Regions from separate parts of the Homo sapiens genome. Here region 1 is linked to region 2. A link is a loop called in an ENCODE intact Hi-C map of the cell type or tissue named here. Cell type or tissue: lower leg skin. All regions are shown on one strand. Each heading gives the region's core, and the rest is flanking DNA. Links, peaks and the distances in the headings are about the cores only.

Region 1 (8,343 bases), core at 288-8,287, 110 kb before region 2:
TGTATTTGGTTAATTTTTTTTTTAATTCTAGTTTTTATTTTGTAGAGACAGGGTCTTGCTATGTTGCTCAGGCTGGTCTCGAACTTCTGACCTTAAGCAGTACTCCTGCCTTGGCCTCCCATAGTGCTGGGATTACAGGCCATTCTAGTGTTTATTATTCACAATTTAAATTATTCTTCCAATTCTTTGTGAGGCCTCCACGGATGAATTTTTTCTCCTAAAAATCGTCCTGTCTTTAAGACTCTGTGTGTGATGGTAGAGAATAAATTTCTCATCTGCAGTTGATCTGAGAAAAAATGTTTATCCTGCCTCCTTGCTTGGTTTATGTGAAAAAAGTGTAATAAAATAATATGGGTTATTTTCGGAAAGATTTTATGTAAAAAAGAAAAAAAAAATATGGGCGATTCCAGTATTAATTATAAACCTTATATGAGAGAATTATTTCAGTGACATAGCAAGAATAAGTTAGTGTCTTTTTACTTTGTTATTGATTGTGTTAGACTAAGGAGTAGTGATAGACATTTATAGAGAATGACTTAACACTTCAGAAAGATCACTTTGATTAGATGTCCTTTAGTATTTGGTATTCGGTTTATATTATTATACAATCTTGTCCTCTTTTTTTAAGCAACCAGGTTTTCCTGTGACTGTGACAGTAGAGAGTCCTTCATCCTCTGAAGTTGAAGAGGTTGATGATTCTTCAGAGAGTGTTCATGAAGTGCCTGAGAAAACTAGTATAGAACAAGAAGCATTACAGGTACAAAGCTATCACTTTAAAGATATGGAGAAGATCATTTCAAACTCTAGTTAGTTTTTGGTGAAAGCTTGATTATGAACTGGACAGCTTGCATGGGAATTCTGTTTTCGCCTTCCTTCTATCTCATATCCCTTGAATGGTTCTTTATCTTAGAACAAGGTAAAAGGGAGGACGTCTGCACTCTAAGAAATAAAAATTGAAACATGTCATCAGTAATATATTTTCCTTTCCTTAGAATCATAGAATATTAATTAGATTTAGGGAAGGCCTTAATAATCATAAGATAAACTCAAAGAAATTAAGCACTGAATGAATGTAACCAGCTGATTCAGGGCTCTTTGGGAGGCCTTATCTTTTTGTGTGTGCTAGGAAGTCCACAATTAATTTTTAAAAATTAATACAATTTTCTTTTATATGAAACTTACAAATATAGAAGTAATTATCCTTTTTTTATATACTTACATGTAGCTTATAAACAACAGGAATGTATGTCTCACAGTTCTGGAGGCAGGAGAGTCCAAGATCAAGGCTCAGGCAGATTTGGTGTCTGGCGAGGGCCTGCTTTCTGGTTCATAGATGGCTTTTCACCATGTCCTCACATGGTGGAAGGGCAGTTATCTTATTTTTATGTGACTATGGAAATCACTTTTTGATTTTCAAAAAATGAAGCCTGATTTTCATTTTTTAAATTAAAATTAGTGATATTTATATAGAGAAATTTTAAGATAATTACAAAAATGATAGAATATTAGAGGGAAAAATCTATAGATAATGTAGAATTGTCCCTATTATAAATGAGCACCTTTTGTTTGTAGCACCTAAGTGGTTTATTACTAAGTTCCAGAGGAAAAACAAAATCCTAGAATGTCTGATTCATGTTCATTATTGTTTTAAATGTGTTGTATTTATTTTCTTCACCAGGGGATTAGGAAATTTTATTCTAAAAGTGATTATAGCCATTGGGGAGACCAAGAAGGTTAGGAAATACAACTTGGGAATTTCTGATTCAAGATGCACTGAGAATTCTCTTAGCTCTTTTCTATTTTAAGAACTCCATAAAACGATATTATCAAAATTTCTAACATACGTAAGCCTACAATAATCAAGATAATTGAAGAGATTTCAACATATTTTTGAAATAGAGATGACAGATGGAAATGAGTATGAAACCGATGCAGTAGAACAGAGGAAAACCATCGCCTAGAATATACACAGGGGAAGCCTACAGCTCAGAGGGTATCTAATCTAACTCCAGAAACAGCTCCATACACAGATATGCATATAGGAAAAAGGAAGGGAGCTAGAAATGTGACTAACATGGAGGGAGCTCCTTGACAGTTTGTATATGGAAGAGTTGACTCCTAGCCTTACCTTCACTCTCCTGAAATGAGATCATTTGGCTTTGAAAAACAGTAAAGTAACTGGGGAGAACTAGGGTAGATAGTGTGGATTTTGCACCCTAGAAAAGGGTAGCTGAGAATATCCTGCCATACTGGCTACCCACTTCTTCATGCATAACAGAAGCTAGTCATCAGCTCCCAGTGATCCTCTGCTCCCTTATTTTTTTTTTTTTTTTTTTTTTTTTTGAGATGGAGTCTCGCTCTGTCGCCCAGGCTGGAATGCAGTGGCGGGATCTCGGCTCACTGCAAGCTCCGCCTTCCGGGTTCACGCCATTCTCCTGCCTCAGCCTCCCAAGTAGCCTTATTCTTAAATAGAAAATAACCATGGTTCACCTGAGAGTTGAGTAAAACTCACAACTTGACAGGGAAAATAAAAGATGAAAAATATGTCCTGATAGGACCAGAGCTGATTAAAAGAACAAAAATACTTTAAGAAAAAAACTCTACTTAACATCCTTAGGTTTGTTAAGCACAAGTACAAAAGAAAGATACAGTGCCTGTAAAAAAGAAATAGGGTGTTGTTTAAAAAGGAATAGCAGAAAGCAAGGGTGGTCTCTTGGAAATTATAATGGTTGAAATAAATTCAGTAGGAATTAAGGAAATTTCTCAGTAGATAGAACAGAAAGGCAGGAATGGAAAATACAACAGAAATCATATGCTAGTGAGGTTGCATCTAGGAGGTCTAACATGTTACTGTAAGAAATCTCAGAGGACAGAAAAAAATGGATGGAAGGAAATTACAAAAAAAAAAACTATAAGAAAGTTTACCTTAGATAGACACATGTAAGTAGACAGTCTTCACTGTAAAATTTCAAGATACTGAGGAAAGAAAGAAATCCCAAGAGAAAAATACCGGTCACTTAAAAACCATAAAAACCAGACTTTATTATACTTCTCATCAGCTACCATGGATCCTGGAATTAGAAAGATACCTCCAAAGTTTTAAAATAATTGACAACCTGGAGATTCCCATCCAGCCAAACTGTCAATCTAAGTGGGGGCTGAATAGGACATTTTGGACCTCCTGCGCTATACTTTTTCTTGTTATTTGAAAACATAGTCCCGCAAAATGAGGGTATAAACCAAGAAGGAAGATAATAGGATATCAGGGATCAGTGGTTTCAGTGTGGAGAGCAGCGGGTCTGGATTTGAGAGGCTTCCATTGGTTGTGTGACTGAGAGCTTAAAAAATCCTTGAAGCATGTTACTATGTATTAGGCACTGTTAGAATGAGGGAGGGGGAAAGAGAGAGGAGAAAAGAGGGAAGGAGGGAATCAAACTCCAGAGGAGAAAGTTCTGTTGGCATGAACATAAAACAAATTAAACTATGGCAGATTTTTGAGCTACCACTGATGTACAAAAGGGAAAAAAATCCACTTGAGCTTGTCCGCCCTTTTCAGTGGCACAGCAGTCGGTGACCACCTATCTAATTTGTTGTACAAACCAGAACACTTTTCAATAGTGTAAGCAGGTGCTGTTAACACTAACATCAAGACAAGGGTTGTAAACTGGAACAGTCCAGGGCAACTTAAGATAGGCGGTCACTCTATACAAGGGCTGTGGCACTGAAACTGTATAGAAGGCGGTGTAACCTGTATATACACAAGAGTTACAATATAACTCTGCAGTAGGCAGTATTAATTTAATCGTAGTAATGGAAATACTGCCGTGGTCTGTAGCTTTGATTATCAATTTGCATGTGATAGCAAAAATAACTAGCTTGTATCAGATTTAGCACGTATTGGACACTGTTCTAAGTGTTTTGCTTATATTAATTCATTTGATCCTCAGAATAACCTGTGGTAGGTGTTACTATTAGTCCTACTTTTCAGAAAAGAAGCTAAATTTAAGTAAGCCCAAGCTGTACTTAAATTTAGAGTTGGATCAGGGATTTGAGCTTAAGCTTTCTGCCTGTTCTCTTAAACACTGATCTATCTGTCTCTCAAAAAACAAACAGCTCTGCATATAGAACAGAATATAAATATTAACTTTAACAGTGTAAAAGCTAAGTTTGGAAGGTGGACACAGGTGGAAAGAAGGGACAAAAGTATACATGTCCCTATTTTACAAAGCAGGGCATTGAGAGAATTTAGAGTTGATAAACAATTTAAATTTTTAAGTAATGTATATCACTAGAAGTTGAAGAGATCATGACCAATGGAAAAACTAATGGTGATAACAACTTTATTGAGAGGAGTGGCTATAAGTAAGTAAATAAGTAAGAATGAACCAAACTCTTACTTAGTAAAGCAGGAAGTTAGTAAATAATGTCTAAAATCCGGTCATGTAGTTACCTAATACGTTATTTAGAACTAGAGAAGGATTAAAAAGAAGAATGGTTGACTTAAACCTCACACACAAAAAAATCCAAGTAGCCCATAAGTATGGAAAAGTGTTCAGCCATATAGGTAATCAGAGAAAAATGAACTGAAATCAGTATGAGATGCAACTACACTCCTATCAGATTGGCAAAAAATAAAATTTTATAGTGGCAGGTATTGTAGATCTGGAGTGTAATAAGAATCTTCCACCCTGCTTACACCGGAAGTATAAGTGAGCACACCTACTTTGGAAAGCGTTTAGCATTGTCTATCAATGGAAAGTATATAAATACGTTGGGACCCAACAAGTCATCTGAGGGTATATGCACCAGAAAAACAGGTGCAAAAGGGTCCACGTGCATTATTTGTAATAGTCCAACCTGAAAACAACCCGATGTCCATTAAGAATTAAAAATTAGATTGCATTTGTACACTGAGAAAACTATAAAAGTAATAAAATTGAATGAACAAGAGCTACAGGCAACAACAGATGAATTGTAAGAACAATGTTGAAAGAAAGAAGATGCAGAAGTGTGCATTCACTATGATTCCCTTTGCATAAAGTTAGAAGTAGGCAAAACTAGATTGTTAGGGATGCATGCATATAAAGGAAATGATCATTAGGAAAATGAGGACGGTGTTTAATTCTGGGAGAAGGAGAGGGGCTTGTGATGAGTAGAAGATATGGGGGATTTCAGAGATGCTAGCTAGTTGTACTTGCAAACTTGGGTATATGGTTACATGAGTATTCCCTGATAGTGTGTTTTATGCACTTTTCAGTATGTATAGCATATTTTGTGATTTAAAAAACCTGCTTAAAGAAATGGTTGCCTCTGGGAAGCTGGATGTGTGAGTGAGGAGGAGATTAACTTTCATTTTAAGCTCTTCTCTACTAATTCTGTTCGTATGTTTATTCATTTTGCGTTGATCATATTTTGTACACCAGGCACTCTTCTCAGTTTTATATGTGTGTTAATTTACTCCTTTCAAGAGCCCTATGATACATGAATTTATCTCCATTTTATAGATGAGGAAATTAAGACCTAGAGTTACTGAACTTGCCCAAGGTTATACAGCTGATGGGTAGGGCCAGAACTTTGCCTCAGAGAATCTGAATTTCCAAAAAATAACCTAAAAGAGAAATTTAAGTACTAATTAGTAAGCAAAGAAATGCACATTTAAGGAAGACAGTGCACATTTAAGGAAGACAGTAACCTTTTATCTATTAGAGAAAAACACACATTCTGTCTTTAACACACACATAAATCTTATATTGGCAGGGATTTTCTTTATTCAGCAATTATTTATTGGTTGTCTGCTTTGTGGTACACATAAATGCTGGGGATAAACACTTAATAAAATATACTTCCTTCTCTTGAATATCTTGCACTTTAAGTGGGAAGGTAAGTCAACAGAGTAGAGGTGATATATCCAAGTGATAGACTGTTTCATTGCCAGTAGCAGTATAAAATCTTAGAAATCTTTTGGAAAGCAATTTGGATGTAAGTATTGCAGAGCCTTAAAAATGTTTATTTGCTTTGACCTAAAATTCCTTTTTTATTTATTGCAAGAAAATTATTCTAAATATGGGAGAACAAAACCTTCATGCTTAAAAGTGGTTATTTTATCTTATAATGTTGAAAGTTGGAAACAGTCTTGTTAGCCATAAAGGAATGATTACATGAACCAGTAAGCTGGCTCAGTAGAATATTTTATTTAGCCCACTAAAAAAGTCAAAGTTGGCCAGGTGCGGTGGCTCACGCCTGTAATCCCAGCACTTTGGGAGGCCAAGGCAGGTGGATCATGAGTTCAGGAGATCGAGACCATCCTGGCTAACATGGTGAAACCCTGTCTCTACTAAAAATACAAAAAATTAGCTGTGCGTGGTGGCGGACACCTGTAGTCCCAGCTACTCAGGAGGCTGAAGCAGGAGAATGGTGTGAACCTGGGAGGTGGAGCTTGCAGTGAGCCGAGATCAGGCCACTGTACTCCAGCCTAGGCGACAGAGCGAGACTCCATCTCAAAAAAAAAAAAAAAAAAAGTCAGAGTTATGAGTTCTCTGATTCAGTGTTAAATGGAAGAATGTCTAACATAAAATTGGATATACAGTCTTCCCTCAGCATACTCGGGTTATTCCATGACCCCATCCTCCAGCATATACCCAAATCCATGCAGGCATGCTCAGGCCCCACAGTTGACCTGTGGAACCAGGGTATATAAAAAGTCAGTCCTCCTTATGAACTTTTGCGTTGGAGAATACTTGTTTTTGTTTGTTTGTTTGTTTTGAGATGGAGTCTCGCTCTGTTGCCAGGCTGGAGTGCAGTGGCGCAATCTCAGCTCACTGCAACCTCTGCCTCCCGGGTTCAAGTGATTCTCCTGCCTCCGCCTCCCGAGTAGCTGGGATTACAGGTGCGCACCACCACACCCAGCTAATTTTTATATTTTTAGTAGAGACGGGGTTTCACCATGTTGGCCTCAATTTCCTGACCTTGTGATCTGCCTGCCTCGGCCTCCCAAAGTGCTGGGATTACAGGCATGAGCCACCGTGCTCAGCCAGAATACTGTATTTTTGATCTGCATTTGGTTGAAAAAAATCTGCATATAATGGGCCTGCATACTTCAAGCCCTTGATATTCAAGGGTTGTTGTACAGGATAACATTTGATATTTCTGGGGTTGTGTTCCAGAAAAAATATAAACTTTTCCATGGGTAGAAGGGAGAAAGGGGAGCAGCTGTCAGGGAGGAAAATTACTACAACACTTTATCATTAGTCGTTTTTAAGTAGTGGAATGTTAAGTGATTTTACTTTCTAATTGTTTCATTTCATATTTCCTTATTTTCTTTAAGGAGCATGAATTACTCTTTAAAGGAGTAATGAGGAGGGAACTTTCATAAATATGTAACATTATGTTCTCACTTCCTCCACTAGAGGGAGAAACAATTTCATGTAATTGTGCTTTGATGTGATTTTTAGAACTAGTTAGGAATGGAGGATTTTATTCTTCTTTCTCCAATTGTGATAAGTTTTTTGCTTATTTCCATGTTTGGTTAGAAGTTCTTTGATAACAGTTCTAAATATTAAAACCATTATATAAATAATAAGTAGAGGAATTTTGCAATTTCTTTTTCCTTTTTCCCATAAAAACTTGGTTGGCTTTAACTGATAATGAAACATTAAAGAATTTGTAGTTATTAGGGCATTTACTGATTTTTCAAATGTGTTCTGAGTATAAAAATATATGCCCTTTGAGAAAATTTTTGAAAATCGTGAAAAACATTGAGGGAAATAAAAACCACCTCTGCATGGTACACACACCTGGATATTTTGTAATTTGCCCTTTTATCTTAAAAAGATATCAAAATATTTTGTCACATCATTGAATGCTCTTCCACATCAGAGAATCTTACTTAGCTTATGGACCATCTCCCAAGAAAAACGACCATTCATTAACTCTGGTTAAGACCCATATCATTGTTTTTAGTGGCTCCATAGAGCATTTCATCATAGGGATGTGCTATTTTTTTTTTTTTTTTTACCAATCACAATTTGGAGGCTTTTAGTTGTAAACAGTCCTGTGACATTATGTTGGTAGATAAATCTTTGTCCACATGTTTGGTGATTTCCTTAAGGTAAATTCCCAGACATTGAATTGGTAGTATTTACTAAAGATTACTCCAGAAAGTGGCACCAATTTCCTTTTCTAATGTAAGTGTATGGTAGAGTTCCTTCCCTCAACACTCTGGAGGAATTGGAGAATCTCCATCATGTCTAATTCCTTTTGTATTTCAATCTTTACCAGAAAGAGCCCTGTCCCTTTTAATTGGTTACTTGACTTTTAATTTGCTGTTACATAATTCAGGTGTGT
Region 2 (8,343 bases), core at 294-8,293:
CTGCGCCTGGGAGCCACCTGTTTTTATAAGTAAAATATTGGATAACAATCATGCCTATTCATTTGCAAATGATCTCTGGCTGCTCGTGTGGCACTACTACCAGGTTGAGTACTGAACTCAACTCTCTGACAACAGAAAAATACTCTCTAGCCCTTTACGCTGGTGACTCGTGGTCTAAGACCATTCCCACAGTTGCCTGATGATAAGTATCACCTGGATCATTTGTTAACAAGACAATTTCTGGGCCCAGTGTAGACCCACTGATTCAGAATCTCTGGGGCGAGGGAGAGGGGTGGGGGTGGGAAGCTGTGCTGAGCAAGCTTCGCAGGTGATTCTCATCACCACGGAAGGAGTGGTCTCAGGTGTGCCTTCCTGCCAGGTGAGGGAGAGCCTTTAAAAGAGGAGTAGAGCTCCTCTACTCCTCTTTTAAAAAGAGCACAGACTTTTTTTTTTTTTTTTTTTTCTCTTCTCCTTCTCACTGTCTGGGTCTGCTTCTCAGCACTGCCTTGTGAACGATCACCATCTCAGGTAAGTTACATTTAATCCTCGGTTTATTTACCTCAGAAATGAGGATAATGATGTTTAATTGTTAGCATGCACATATATGCAGAGGGCCTAATACAAGGTCAGTGCTTAATATTGGCAACCCTCAGTAAGAGGAGAAGCACAGTATACACATCAGATGATCCGAAGGCAGCAACCACTCATGGATAAGATGAGCCAGGCTAAGTCTTTACAACAATACTCCACGGTGCATAAGCAGCTCTGTCAAAAAGAAAAACTTCCTATAAAGCAATCTTATTACAGAGTGCTTCCAGGACAGCAGAAAGCCCCTTAGAAACTCAAAATTCCCTGCAGACCACTGAATATTGCAAGAGGTCATAACTGATTAGGATATAACTGAGTTTGCAAAGGAATACTTAATTTTGTGATTGAGAACCCTGGTACTTAGCAGGAAACCTTTTCTTCCCCCCTATTTCTGAGGTTAATGCTTTTAGAAATCACTGCCTGATGAGATCATGCAAATTCAGCCATCTGTATAGCTGTTGAAAGAAAGTTTTTAGATAAATTGCTATGCCTTTGCCACATAAATCCTCATAAGATACAGGACTCCAATAATACTTCAAGTTACAAGGGAGTTTCATATTTTACTAAAAGGGGGAAAAATCAATCTTGAATCTCTTAGTCCAGTGACCAAAGAATCACTTCATTGATTTTGTTCAGCTACTCAGGTGGGTGTACAATTTATCCTGATCTGATCTTATCTGATTTAAAGTTTACTTTTTCTGGGAAGTATTAATTTGAGTGTTATATGGATAGTACTGTAATACCAGACCCTCTTTACGGCCACTTTGCACAGCTTATATAAACATCCCAGGATAGAGTTTCGTTTTAATGTTTTCTCAAATTTAGAATTTGTGTTGGCTGCAAGTTATTCCCCTTTTCAACAGAAGAGGGAGGCAGAGGCTTGTCTAATAACTAAATAAATAAAATACAATAAAAAATAGTGTACCTAAGAACCAGGCTAGAGGGAAAGGGATCTGTACTCTTTTTAGGGAATCAGGTAAACAAGAACAGGATGAATTCTGCCAAGCATGATTTAGATTTTAAGAAAAAAAAATTGGAAATTGAGTGTTTTGCTGATTTAATATTTCAATTTCAGTTTCTAAAAAAGTACCAGCTGGTATTATGCTCACTGCCTGGGCAACAAGATCATTAGAAGCCCAAACCTCAGTCTCATGCAATATACCCACATAACAAACCTGCACATGTACCCCATGAATCTAAACTAAAAACCGAAATATGTAGTGTGAATCCTATTTAGTGAAAAGCAAAACATAGACGATAACACACTGATAAATTAACAGCAATTATTTCTGTGTAGTATTTTTGGTTAAGTATTTTCTATATAATTTTCAATAGTTTCCAAATCTATGAGAATAAGCATGTATTCTTTTACAACCAAAATAAACTCTGCAGAGGGCAGGGGGAGGGATATTCACTTTTATGAAATGCAATGTTGGGATCTTGCTAATACCCTAAAACATAGCGGGATGGACACAGGGTACTTCAGGGTCTGATAACTCCCTAAGCAAACTGCTGGGCAGCAGGCCACCTGGCTGACTCTGGGCTAGCTGCTACAGTATTTCTTTGCTGTCATTCCAGGGGAAAAGCTAGAGATGCTGACCGCAATTAGCTGCATGAGTTCCTGCTGGGATTGTCTGACTCTAGGAGATTCTCTTAGACTAATGTCTCCTGGGCAGATGCCCCACCCCAACTCCCAAAGAGTTCCTGTGGTTCACACCTGGTGCCATTCAGCCGCCAGGCCCTGCTTAGTAAGCCCCCTAGAAAGGCTGCAGTTAATTAAAAATTCAGAGGGGCTGCGCCTACCTAGCCTACCTAGTGAGGCAGCCGTTGGGGCTAGAACTTTATCACCTGTGGGCTTCTGTATCCTATAGTTTCCAAGGGGAGGGTGGGGAGGGAAGATGCAGGTCCTTATTTGATGGGAGAGGTGAATATTTGGGTTTTGGGCTTGTTTCACTTCAGAGATTCACCCATTCAGACACATAAGAGAATATAAGTTTTATTTTTTATGTTTTGTCCCTGGCATCAGAAAACTCTAGGAGATAGAGGCATTGGAGTCAGCTGAACTGGGCTGAGTTTGATGCCACTTGCCAGCAGTGTGACCTTGGGATTTCTGGTCTTTCATCTGTAGAATGGAAATTATAATACCAGTCTTGTCATCCTCAGAGATTATTGTGAATAGCCAGTGAAATATGCGTATGAAAGTGTTTTTGAAATGACAAAGTACTGTGTATAATGTGTGTAGGGGATGGTGTCCCAGATTGAAGTTAAATGAGATCCAGGACTGTGATAGGTCACAAGAAGAGGGGAGGCAGGGCCAGGACTACCATGGAGCAAGCAGGGTGGCCAGGGTGCAAAATTTGAGGAGGCACTTCCTTACAGGGGTGGTCATATGCCTCCTCTGAGTGGGCAAGACCCTGAGAGTGAGGGTCTTGTTAAATTTATCTCACCCACCCTACTCCTGGTCCTGAGTGTAAGTAAAATCTGTGCCTATTAAAATTACAAATGCAATATATGTTCATTGTAGCAAAGCCCACTATACCTAATTTTGCAGAGGTGTGATCACTTGGGCAGTATCTTAGGCCGCCCTCCTTGCATTTTTTTGTTTTGTTTTGTTTTGAGACTGAGTCTTTCTCTGTCGCCCAGGCTGGAGTGCAGTGGCGCAATCTCGGCTCACTGCAACCTTTGCCGTCCGGATTCAAGCGATTCTCCTGCCTCAGCCTCCTAAGTAGCTGGGATCAGCGGCATGCACCACCATGCCCCGCAAATTTTGTATTTTTAGTAGGAATGGGGTTTCATTCACGATGTTGGTCAGGCTGATATTGAACTCTTGACCTCAGATGATCAACCCACCTCAGCCTCCCAAAGTGCTGAGATTACAGGCATGAGCCACCACGCCCAGCCTTCCTTGCATTTTTTATCCATTTGCAATGTTAAGCTAGGCTTCTTGCTCTCACTTAATGGGCAGCACAGAAACATGCAAAAGAAACACAAATCTGATCACAAGACCTCTGTGGGTGTTCTAGATCTTTGTTATAGATTTACTTGCGGACTCTGAAAGGATCACACGGTGCATGACACAGCAAAATTTACTTAAACCCTACTTTACCCAGCTTTCTCTTCCCTGGGCCGAGTCTTGTGGCAGTTGCTCCAAGATCTCCATTTCCTCTCCTTGTAAACGCTCTTAGGTACCTCTTTTTCTCTACCTCCTAGCTAGACGCTACCCTTCATCCACTAGCTCCTCTTTCATGTTGTTACGTGTAAAACCATCTGGCCAGTCCAGGACTCTAACACTTGTTATTATTATCTCCCAAATCACTTCTTGAGGGATCCAAGTGGTAAGGAAACACTTCTCTTTAGGGATGGGGAAGAAAGGAGAAAGGTTGTCAATACTTCGGTAGGTTTTGTTCTGGACATGAACACGTAGCTATGTATATCTACCTCACCGATTTTTAAAAATGGGGCCACACTAGGCCAGGTGCAGTGGCTCATGCCTGTAATCCCAGCACTTTGGGAGCCCGAGGCGGGCAGATCACCTGAGGTCGGGAGTTCGAGACCAGCCTGGTCAACATGGGGTAACCCCGTCTCTACTAAAAATACACAAATTATCTGGGCATGGTGGTGCGTGCCTGTAATCCCAGCTACTTGGGAGGCTGAGGCAGGAGAATCACTGGAACCTGGGAGGCGGAGGTTGCAGGGAGCTGAGATTTCACCACTGCAGTCCAGCCTGGGTGACAGAGTGAGGCTGCGTCTCAAAAAAAAAAAAAAAAAAAAAAAAATTGGGCCACACGAAACCTAATGTCTTCTGATTTGCTTGTTCCATTTAACAATGCATCTTAGAGATCTTCTGTAGCAATATTTACAAGCCAACCTCATTGTTCTTAACAGCTGCCTATATTCTGGAGTTATTTTAACCATTTCTGTACCAGGAGATGTTTCTGTTGTTTCTTGTTTTTCACTCTTGCAAATAATCTGCAGTGAAAATCCTCCTACACTTTGTTTCCTTGCTCACTTAGTTTAATTTGCTAGGTGAAAGAGGATGCAAATTTTAACAGCAGATTATGGGAGGGGCGATTGGGAGCATAGCATGGGATTGATCTGTCCCTGGTATTTTTCTTCCTGACCCATCTCCACTGGATTCATGTTGAAAAACCGTTTTCATTTATGGCTGAGGGGTTGTAAGTAAAAACTGGGGGAGCTATTTTTCTAAAAAAAAAAAAAATCCTCAGTAATATATTGTAGCACAAATATTACTTGGGAGTAATAGCTCAGAAGAGGAATGAGGAGTTTCTGCCTATTACGCCAAGTAAACCATCCTGTAACTTTAGCCAAGCTGGGGTCCCAGGTCTGGGAGTGTGTGATGAAGTCGTGCAGACACAGCGCCACCCAGTGGCTGTCTGGTGAGGACGGGATTGTTTGCAGGGATGAGTGCAAAATCCCTGGGAACTCCTAGAGATGCCGGAGAGGGCATTTTACTGGAGGCTGAGGTCCTGCTTGAGCAGCAGGGAAGATTGGAGCCAGTGACATTTGGGTTATTGATGAAGTGACTTCATATGTAGCCATAGGCTTGTGCCTGAGGCAACTCAGGTTACTGTTGCTTTTGAATGCATTTGCATTTTATGTCTCACACAGTATCTACGTCTATTGGAACAAAATAGTGGCACTGTATGGGAGCGAGTTCTTCCTTGCTCTCTAGGCAGTGCTTATATGACTTCAGAGACCTCTGCCATAACTCTGTGGTCCATAAATTGGGAACGACTGAGATGGGATATTGAAAAGCTGAGTGCAAATGAAATCATTAACTCAATGTCAGGGGGAGCATGCTTTTGAAAGGAATCCTACAGTGAATTCTCATCATGCTGAAGGAACTCCCTGTCGCTCATACTCAAGATCCTAGAATGCCTCCCCGATGTAACAAATCAACTTCACAGGCAGCTTGTTATCCTTTCTTCCACTTGAAGGTCCCACCCTATAAGAGCTCTATTTCCTACAGCTCTGGATTAGGACAGGTGCGGTCTGTCATTGCTATCGGGCCAACTCTATGCTTATTTCTGCTTCTCTTAGTTTCTGTTTTTCTACCTCTGTGAAATGCCGCCTGTGACCCTTTAGTAACTCAAAGCCTACCATATTTCCATGCCCTTGTTAAAGTCCTTCTTAAGGCTCCCAGAAGTCCTCTCAGCCAACTTGGTCCGAAGTGACCTTTCCTTCTGCAAACTCCTCATTCTTTGACCTTTGGTATCATAAGTTTGGCATGTTACTTGTCTTCTCAGCTAGACTCTAAATTCTCTGAAGTCAGTGATGTTTAATGTCATCATAGCTCCTTGAAGCAAGGTGCTAGACACAAAAGAGTGAAATAGTATTTAACTTATTGTGTAACAAAGAATAGCAAACCTGAGTGATTTTTCTGGTAAACTTGGCTCTTCATCTATTGGATCTGCTGCAAGTACATTTTAAAAATCTTTATTGTCTCTCTCTTTAATCCACCCATTCATTCATATATACGAAGTGCTATTTACATGCCAGGCACATCCCTATTTGGCAGAGAGTGGAGAAAAAACCTTGATATTTTTATAACTGTGACAAATGGGCAGCCTGTGCTCTGTGGACAGGGAGGGCCCTGACGACCCACCAGCAGTGGCTTTGAAGATGTCTGTTTCTCCAGTTGCGTTTGTCCTCTATGTTCTTACCTGTGCCCTGTAGATCTGCGTTAAATGCTTGTAAGAGGCTGGACAAAGCTATGGGGCATGGACTTTCACTACTTTCACTTTCAATGGAGATGTGTTCCTGTGAAAAGCTTGCCCATCGCTGTAGAAAATCGAGCCAGTTGCTCATAAAAGCTGAGCTAGTCTGCCTGGAAGAGGGATTGAAAACCCAGACCACCTTGATTGTGTGTCTATATTCTCGCCCTAGAGCACTGCTTGGGAAGTATCTGTTGAACGAGTGGTGTTCATACTTCTATTGGTGGCGACCATGCTTACTCCGCTTTTGGTTGACTTTTTCTACGTGAACAATATTTTGCTAGCCTCTGGGTTAAGAGTAGTTATTTAATGCACACAGACCAATAGGCAACCGCTAAATGGTAGAAGTTTAGGGGATGTACTATCTTGGGAGGATTTATACCAATTACTCAACTGCCTGAATACCAAGTTCCTTCCTATTAGCTTTATAATAAGATAAACTAGTTCTCACATTTATCCCAAGAAGACAGGCTTATCCATATCATCTATATTTTAGCAGGCAGTACCAAACTTCAAGCCTCCAACACATTTTAAATCTTGCCATGTTGTATATTTTAAGTATCATTAAAAAGCCACTTTCTTACTTTAAAAATATGTGTGCAATATATTTTATGAAACCTATAGCAAGTCTATGAAAAATTGATTATTTTTTCCATAGGGATATGTTCAAATGATTTTCATTCTGCTCACCAAATGAAAAATCTAGCTCACATTATGTCCTTTATCTTATTTACTCCCTCTCCTGTGTATATAATCACCATGTTCCCAAACAAAGAGAAATGGGTTACTGTGTTTGGGTAGCCAAATAATTTCCTGTATTGGGCAAAGGAGTTGATGCAGATCTAAACTAGGAAGCATGCATTTCCCTTTCAGATGCCTTATTTTCCTATTCTGTACCCTCTTCCGGCCAACTCTACGTGGGCTGGGTCAGAGTATGCGATGGGGGTGCTGTAGTGAGTGGCAGGCAACTGTGGCTGCTGGTGGAGCGAACACATGATGGAAACATCAGTCACTGCAGGACTCCAGGAAGATGCAAGGAGCTTCACAGACAAAGATAAGAATTGTTCTGTGCTTTAGTCAGGATTATTTCTTAAAAACGTGTGCCAGGGCACAGTGGCTCATGCCTGTAATCCCAGCACTTTGGAAAGCCGGGGCAGGCAGATTGCTTGAGGCCAGGAGTTTGAGACCCGCATGGGCAACATGGTGAAACCCCAACTCTACTAAAATTACAAAAATTAGTGCGGTGATGCCCTGTAATCCCAGCTACTTGGGAGGCTGAGGCAGGAGAATCGCTTGAACCTGGGAGGCAGGTTGCAGTGAGCCGAGTTTGCACCATTGCACTCCAGCCTGGGCAACAAAATGAGACTCTGTGTTCCCATTTACCTTCTGTGGTGCTCCTTCCTACAGGCTGATCATGGCTGAGGTTGTCTTCCCTAGTATCCACTTTCTCCCTGTTCCTTGGGGTCAGAACCATGGCAGGAGGTATCACCAACAGCTCCTCTGTACCTGAGTCTCTTCCCAACTGTTCCCCACCAACTCTTCCATCCGAGAGTCCCGGGTACTTGTAAAACCCTCAGGACAGACAGAGGGTAGGGGAATTGGGCAGCTTGTCAGAGTGACAGTGAGATGAAGATCAAGTCTCACCCATAGCTAAGGTAGGAATCAAAAGAGCCTTTGGAGCTGGGGTACCAGTTGAGTGCACCACCTTTGTTTCACAAATGAGGATGAGACAGGCAATGAACAGAGGCTCAAGAGACAGTTGTGATAATTTCTGAGTACAGGGGAATAGGAGAGTCTAGGGAAATGGGATTTAGCAGGCAACGGGAGCAGGAAATTGGACATCGTGATGTCTGGCGTGCCAGTGCCTGACCCAGTAAGCCGAAGAGTGGAGTCAGATGTGACTGGAGTGGAGGATTCAGGGGGTCACTTAAGCTGGGGCCACATTGTGGAAGATCTCAAGAACCATGATGGGGAGTTATAAATGATCTATGCATGGAGGGGCCCCGCGGGTTTTTGAGAT

The links. Peaks named below come from ENCODE experiments on the same cell type or tissue, not always from the same donor. Only the 100,000 strongest peaks of a DNase experiment are listed, where the experiment ranks them.
Region 1: it touches region 2 in a loop (9-fold over the local background); 90 of 110 quality-filtered maps call a loop at or near these places.

The regions. Positions count from the first base shown.
Region 1 is chr9:78,254,208-78,262,550 of GRCh38, forward strand. It overlaps CEP78 (centrosomal protein 78), which reads left to right. Exons shown (of 17, transcript NM_001330691.3): 11 at 629-757. Among named protein-coding and RNA genes, the nearest start is that of CEP78, 22 kb to the left of the region's middle. In lower leg skin, for the core only: no CTCF peak of the experiment used is centred there; no DNase peak of the experiment used is centred there.
Region 2 is chr9:78,364,849-78,373,191 of GRCh38, forward strand. All of the region lies in intron 1 of LOC107987083 (a long non-coding RNA gene), which reads left to right. Among named protein-coding and RNA genes, the nearest start is that of PSAT1, 72 kb to the left of the region's middle. In lower leg skin, for the core only: no CTCF peak of the experiment used is centred there; a DNase peak (open chromatin) is centred at 4,978.